Linked DNA regions of Homo sapiens: region 2 is linked to region 1. A link is a contact called in ENCODE Hi-C data. All regions are on one chromosome and are shown on one strand. Each heading gives the region's core, a stretch centred on a gene start or an enhancer-like site at or near the end of the contact. The rest is flanking DNA. Distances are from core to core; before and after follow the strand shown.

What was found. Hi-C counts contacts between places; a loop is a spot of excess contacts on that map. Pooled maps may share reads with other maps.
Region 2: a map with no recorded cell type shows a loop between it and region 1 (13-fold over the local background). The contact joins the promoter of NAIF1 here to the promoter of ZER1 in region 1. A Hi-C loop is called at or near these places in 1 of 37 single-sample maps with no recorded cell type and 6 of 50 pooled maps.

The regions. Positions count from the first base shown.
Region 1 is chr9:128,770,034-128,773,902 of GRCh38, forward strand. ZER1 (zyg-11 related cell cycle regulator) reads right to left here and starts at 1,894. Exons shown (of 16, transcript NM_006336.4): 1 at 1,548-1,894. It overlaps LOC124902282 (a long non-coding RNA gene), which reads left to right and starts at 1,301. Exons shown (of 2, transcript XR_007061804.1): 1 at 1,301-1,515. RefSeq lists enhancers at 1,481-1,530, 2,259-2,985 and a silencer at 1,721-2,190.
Region 2 is chr9:128,065,100-128,068,755 of GRCh38, forward strand. It overlaps NAIF1 (nuclear apoptosis inducing factor 1), which reads right to left and starts at 2,221. Exons shown (of 2, transcript NM_197956.4): 1 at 1,492-2,221. The coding sequence starts at 2,002. It overlaps SLC25A25 (solute carrier family 25 member 25), which reads left to right and starts at 3,133. Exons shown (of 11, transcript NM_001330988.2): 1 at 3,133-3,481. The coding sequence starts at 3,221. RefSeq lists an enhancer at 2,080-2,409 and a silencer at 2,860-3,429.

The DNA.
Region 1 (3,869 bases), core at 644-3,143:
CACCTTTTTCTGGTCCCCACTGTTCTCTGACTTTCTTGCCAACCACTCTTCCCTTTCTTCAACCTGCTCCAGTCCCCCATCCTCCCACTGTTTCTTTCTTTTTTTTGAGACAGAGTCTCACTCTTGTCACCCAGGCTGGAATGCAATGGGCACAATCTCGGCTCACTGCAACCTCCACCTCTCAGGTTCAAATAATTCTCCTGCCTCAGCCTCCTGAGTAACTTGGATTACAGACATGAGCCACCACGGCCAGCTAATTTTTTTTTTGGTACTTTTAGTAGAGATGGGGTTTCACCATGTCGGCCAGGCTGGTCTTGAACTCCTGACCTCAGGTGATCCGGCTGCCTCAGCCTCCCAAAGTGCTGGGATTACAAGCGTGAGCCCTTATGCTGTTTCTTCAAATCACCAGGCATATGACCACAGGACCTTTGCATTTGCTGCGGAATGCTCTGCCACAAGAGAACTACCTGGCTTGCTCCCTCACTTATCTCTGCTCAAAGGTCACCTTACTAGAGACCTTCCCTGAACACCCTCTATAAAATGACAACTCCCAACTCCTTCCCCATGGTCCTTCCTTCTCTATTTTTCTCCAAACCACTTATTACCTCCTTACATATCATGTTTATTATTTGCTGAATGAACAAATGAACCAAAGTAGCGAGGCCCTTCACCCCTGGCCACCACTTTCTGCTCTAAGTATAGCCTCCCGTGACCCTTTTCAAGGCTATGCTTTTATGCTCATCCTAACCAGTTTGAAGTCTGAAGAGAAACATTCTGTGAAAGATCATATATGGAAGGATTTTCCCAAGACATCAGACATTCCATTCCCCTCCCCCTTAAAAATCAAATGCACTAGCTGAGCGCGGTGGCTCATGCCTGTATTTCCAGCACTTTTGGAGGCTGGAGCGGGCGGATCACTTGAGCCCAGGAGTTCGAGACCAGCTTGGGTAACATAGTGAGACCCCATCTCTATTTAAAGAAAAACAAAACAAAACAAAACGAATGGACTGACAAACACAGGCAAAGACTGGAAATCTTGGGCTCTTTCGGTCAAAGAGCAGCCAAGACAAGTTCCACCCAGAGAGCTATAGTGGCCAGCACAGTCAGTTTCACTATCAACTCACCTGTCGGGCTCCCTTGGCCCTCCGGTTGCAACCTCACCCTGTTGGATTTCCCTATACTTTGTGTCATCCCTTTTGGGAGCTGATCCAGAATCCAAGTCGTCCTTGAGCTTCTAAGCACTTCTCTGGGGGAACTTAAGCTCATCCAACAGGTAGGAGGGGCAGAGGGTGGCCCTTTCAGCCCTACACCGATCCCCCATCTTGTAGGGGCAAACGACAGAGCGTCATTTTCTTTCTGGAGGAAGGGAGCTCAGTTTTAAAGACACGATTCTCAGACCTGGCGGCAGGGATAGAGAAAGGAACCCTCCCACCACTGGCGGAGATGGACCTCAGAGAGTGGTTGCAGCGGCGATGCTTAGGCCCCGTAGGCAGGAGGCGAAGGAGGAGGACGCAGGTACGTCCCTTGGCCCGGGGTCCGGGACCTACCCTGGACGGGGCTGCCCTCAGCGTCGGGAAGCGGACGTGATGCTTCGCAGGCGAGGAGGAGCAGAGAATGCAGCCCGGGAGAATCCGGGGCCAGAGCACCTCAGGAGGTTGGGGATCTCGTCAGGCTAGAGCCGGGGTCCAGGGGAGACGGGGGTCGGCGGGGCGGAGCTTGGGATCCCGGGGACGGGAGCTCCGGGAGGGAGGGGGTCGCGACGGGGACCCCGTGGCGGTTACCTTGCCCTTAGGGCTGCCGGCGGGGCTGAGGCTCCTGGGCCCGGCCCCTCCCCCGATCCGGCTCCTACGGCTCGGAGCCTGCAGCCGCCGCCGCCTCCGCTGTCAACAAACCCGGGGCGCGTCACTTCCGGGGCCGCCCCTTAGCAACAGCGATCGGGTTCCCCCGACCCGTCCCGCGGCTAACGCGGGCGGCGGCGGCAGAAGGTTCCGGGGACCGGCGGGCGGCTCCTTTCCCCGGGCCCGGCACGTTACGCCGGTGGAGGAAGCCGCGGGATGCCCCCCCCAGGCCACCCGAGAGAACGCGTCATTCAGGGCTCTCCCTGGCCTCCGAGGGGCCTGTTCGTGGGACCCTAGGATCGGTGCCCGCCCTGGCGCTGCGGTTCACCTGAGCCCAACACTGCTGAATAGCAGGACTGACTCTGGGCGCCAGCCCCCTCCATCCAGCGCCCTGTTGAACATGTCTTGCGTTCTCCACGGGTGGCTCACACTCGCGTGTCAACCCGCAGTCATCACCGTCCCCCAAAAGGTGCTCCTAACCTCCATCTAGGGCATGCGCCACCAGGCAACCGAGCTTCCAAATGGGAAATTGGGCGGCGACCTCGGCCCCTACATTTTCCTGGGCCCCTCGTCCAGTCTCCAAGTCCTAAGGATCCTGTCAAACCAGTTCCTTCTGGCCGAGCGCAGTGGCTCACGCCTGTAATCCCAGCACTTTGGGAGGCCGAGGCACGCGGATCACCTGAGGTCAAGAGTTCGAGACCAGCCTGGCCAACATGGTGAAACGCCGTCTTTACTAAAAATACAAAAATTAGCCGAGCGTGGTGGTGCGCGCCTCTAATCCCAGCTACTCAGGAGACTGAAGCAGGAGAATCGTTTGAACCCAGGAGGCAGAGCTTGCAGTAAGCTGAGATCGCACCACTGCACTCCAGCCTGGGCGACAGAGGAAGACTCCATCTCAAAACACCATCATTTCTTCTCTGGATTTCTCTTTTTTTTTTTTTTTTTTGAGAGACGGAGTTTCTCTCTCTTGTTGCCCAGGCTGGCGGGCAATGGCCCTCAGCTCACTGCAGACTCCCCGGGTTCAAGCAATTCTCCTGCCTCAGCCTCCAAGTAGCTGGGATTACAGGCGCCTACTATCACGTCTGGCTAATTTTTGTATTTTTAGTAGAGATGGGGTTTCGCCATGTTGGGCAGGCTGGTCTCAAACTCTTGACCTCAGGTGATGCGCCCACCTCAGCCTCCCAAAGTGCTGGGATTACAGGCGTGAGCTACCACACCCTAGCTAGATGCTCCTTTCTTGAGGAACCCTTTCTTGACAGGTGCCTCAGTTCCATTCCAAGAACTAATTTTGTGGATTTCTTTTTTCTTGCATAGCACCTTTTAATCTTTGACCAGCTACAACTATGTTCGTACAGTCTTGAATCCTTAAAAAAGCTGTTGGGCTTGGCACAGTGACTCACAACCTATAATCTCAGCAGATGGGGTTGTCGAGGCTGAGGCTTGAGCCCAGGAGTTGGAGATCAGCCTGGGCAACATAGGGAGACCCCATTTCTACAAAAATTAGCAGGGCATGGTGGTGCGCATCTGTAGTCCCAGCTACTCGGGAGGCTGAAGTTGGAGGATTGCTTGAGCCCAGGAGGTGGGGAGGTACGGTTTTATGCTCCTTAAGATGGACATCATCAGAGAGACAATAACAAATGTTGACGAGGATATGGCTAGATGGGAACTCTCATATTAATACATTGCTTGGGCCAGGCGTCGTGGCTCAAGCCTGTTATATCAGCACTTTGGAAGGCCAAGGCAGGCAGATCACGAGGTCAAGAGTTTGAGACCAGCCTGGCCAACATGGTGAAACCCCGTCTCTACTAAAAATACAAAAATTAGCTGGGCATAGTGGCGCACGCCTGTAATCCCAGCTACTTGGGAACTTGGGAGACTGAGGTAGGAGAATCGCTTGAACCTGGGAGGCAGAGTTTGCAGTGAGCCAAGATTGTGCCATTGCACTCCAGCCAGGGCAACAGGAGTGAAACTCTGTTTCACAAGAAAAAAAAAAAAAGCCCGGTTTGGTGGCTCACGCCTGTAATCCCAGCA
Region 2 (3,656 bases), core at 971-3,470, 700 kb before region 1:
ATGCTTTCTGCTTTTTTTTTTTTTTTTGAGACGGAGTTTTGCTCTTTTGCCCTGTTACCCAGGTTGGAGTTCAGTGGCACGATCTCGGCTCACTGCAACTTCTGCCTCCCAGGTTCAAGTGATTGTTGTGCCTCAGCCTCCCGAGTAGCTGGGACTACAGTCGCCCACCTCCAAGCCTGGGTAATTTTTGTATTTTTAGTAGAGACAGGGTTTCACCATATTGGCCAGGCTTGTCTCGAACTCCTGACCTCCACTGATCTGCCCACCTCAGCCTCCCAAAGTGCTGGGATTACAGGAGTGAGCCACCATGCCAGCCCTTTGATGCTTTCTTGACTTGACTTCCTAGGCCCCTATGGCGAAGCAGAAAAGGAGGTGGGAATGGGGCAGCAGTAGCTAAAGTACCCAGTCAATGTCTCCCTGTCTGTCATCATCTGGGTCAATCCGATACTTAAACATCCTTCCTGTTCCAGAACAGCATCTGACCTAGACCCGTGTTTGTCCCCCTTACCCCACCCCAGTGTATTCTTGAGAAATACGCATTGTGAGGGGATGGCACTCGCACATCCACCCAACTCCCCCAACCCCCACTGAGAATCACTGAATGATCCAGCTCACGGTCATCACAAACGAGCAGAGGTAACAGGGCACAAACTCTTCTTTGAACTAAAAAATCCAACCAAAGTTAGTTCTGTTGTCATTCCTGAGAACCACGGAAAGGATCCTGGCTGGGCTGTATGGGCCTCCGCGCATGTGGGAGAGGTCAAGCTCCTCCACCCTTCAACGCCAATGTCAGCTATGTGTCCTTATGCCACCAAGAAGCCCCCTTCCTCTTCCGGGGCCTGAGGTTTTCCCAACTGATGGCGAAGCTATTCCTATATGTGTCATCTCTGTCCTACTAGAACATAACTGGCCTGTATTTTAGACAACTTGGTAATCCCAGTGCCCAGCACAGGGTTTGGTACAGAATAAGTGCTAATGTTTGATGAATGAATGAATGAATGAATGGAGTAGATTAACACCAGGAACCATGAGGCTCCTGAGCAGCACCTGATGAAAGATCCCCCACACTGAAAACAGAATCCAGAATCGTTGTCTCACTTGGGCAGTATTATTCCCATCAATTTTTTCAACAAATATGGCCTGGCTGTCTACTACAAGCCGGGCCCTGTGAAAAGTCCTGTGGGGATACAGACACGGTCTCTTGTTTTCAAGGACCACCCAGTTCGGCAAGTGGAGGTAAGTCATGGACAAACATGGTGGCAATGCTCAGTGGCGAGCTATCCAGCACGTCAGAAGTCCAGCCCACGTGCTGAGGAAGTCCCAAAGAGAGCAAGATCACTTCTGTCTGGGTGCTGCTCTTGGAAGGCCTCATGGTCTTCCAAGACCCCCATCTGACCTCTGACCCTTGGCAGCCAACCTTCCCCAGGCCACCCCAGAGCTTGCTGGCCCTTCCCACTTATGCACGCCGCCTGGGCAGGAGAGGTCACTCACTCTGTGTCAGGGTGACCGTGGCTGCGGCTGCGGTGGCCGAGGGTCCGAGGGCCACAGGGTGGATCTCTGTGGTGCTGGGCAGGCTGATGATGGTGGCCTCGCCCAGCAGGTTGCAGATACGTTGTTGCATGGGGGTCAGCAGCACTGGGGCTACAGCTGGGCCACCGCCACCACTGCCACCGCCTGTCCCAGGCCCCCCAGCTCCGTCCTCCTCAGTGGGCCCCGGCGCCTCACCACCCTCCACGGCGGCCCGGACCTGGGCAACCTTGCGACGGACCTCGGTCTTGAGGTCAGACCACTTCTTCTTGACCTCAGGCAGCTCTCTGCGGCAGGTGGCCACGGCGTTGACCCTTCTCAGGATGCCGTGCCAGGCCGCACTCTTGGCGGCCAGGGGTACCCCGGCGTTGAAGTGGTTCACCAGCAGGTGCTTCTTCAGCTCCAGCTCCTCCACGATGATCTCCACCTCCCGCTCTGAGAAGTTCATCTTCCTTTTCTTGGCTGGGACGGCCATGGCCTCTCCCCTCCCCTCTTTTTAAAGAAATTATAATCCCCTCAAGCGCCCCAATTCCCCTTCTCTTCTTCCTCAGCCTCGCCCCTCACCCACCCCCTACAGGGGATAGGCCAGGCTTGCTCGAGGCCAAGCACTAGGCCTTTGGTAACCCCCCTCGCTACGCAAAGTGCGTAGGGCCCAGCCCCGACCGGCCCGGCCGCTGCCAGCCAGCAGCGTAATGGCTTCCTGAATCTGCCTCTTCCGCCGAGGTGTGCGGAGATCCGCCCACTTCCCCTCTTCCCGCCTCCCAGCGCTTCTCCGGGAAAACCGGCCTTCCCGGTTGGTAGCTGCTCAAATATCACGTCGATCACTGGTTCTTTCGATCTGTCGCTCAGCTAAAGAGCACGCCTGCTTACTGTAATTCGCCTGATCATTGGTCTAAAATTGTGTCCGTCGCCCAGAGGGCCCCGCCCACCTAACCTTTATTCACTTCCATTGGAAAATCATTCTGTCGTTCAATTGTCAGTATTACGACTATTAAGCCGTTAAATTCAGCTATTTTATTGGTGGTTTAGGGAGTTAGATTACCAAAACCCTGCTTCCTGAGGATACTTAGTGCTTTCGGCCGTGACCCATGGGTCAATTAACTTTTAATTCCTCCCACCGGCACAAACTCTGCCTCGCAACTGCAGTTCACAAATGCTCTCACACAAATCCTGTTTCCCACTGGAGGCTACGATCTCTCCGTACACTACCGCTCCTCCCATCCTTAAGATCCCGCAGTCTAAACAGAGTTAGTTCATCAATGGAAACTGGACACGGGGCCTTCCGCCTGCCAATCACATTACTCATGCCTATCGCTGCGTGATTTTCTCTCTCTTGGCCCCCGGCTCAGCCAATCCCCGCCTCCCTCAGTTTGAATCGGCCCCAGGCGGAGCCGGGTGACCCCGCCCACCCCATTGATCCGGGTAGTCCGTGGCGCGTGGGCTGTCCTTAGACAGGCTCCGCCCCTCCCTCCTCCCCATCCGAGCCTGTGACTGGCCTTCGGTGCGCCCGGGCGTGGCCGGCGAAGCGGGGCGCGGAGGGGCGGGGCTCCCGGAAGCCGCCCCTTCCGCCAGCTTGCCGGCGTCTCCGAGCCCGCGCTCCCAGCTGCAGAGCGCCTGGCTTGCCTCCCGCGCGGTCACCGCCGGCCCGCCGCCCCCGCTCCCGCCCGCGCCCGGAGCCCCTGCCTCGCGCCCGATGGTGAGCAGTGTGTTGTGCCGCTGTGTGGCCTCCCCGCCGCCGGACGCCGCCGCCACCGCCGCCTCTTCGTCTGCCTCATCGCCGGCGTCCGTGGGGGACCCCTGCGGCGGCGCTATCTGCGGGGGCCCGGACCACCGGCTGCGCCTGTGGAGACTCTTTCAGACGCTCGACGTCAACCGGGACGGCGGCCTGTGTGTCAACGACCTGGCGGTGGGGCTGCGGCGCCTGGGACTGCACCGCACCGAGGGCGAGCTCCAGGTAGGCTGCGCGCGTCCTCAGCACTGGCGGGGAGGGAGCCCCTCGAGGGCCGGGTGACAGGTCTCGGGGGACGGCCCCTTGGGCTGGGCGGAACCCCCACTGTCCAGAGGAAGGGTGCCCCCTGACTCACTGAGGGACACCCCACTTATGCCCTGGTGGGAGCGGGGCTCCTTCC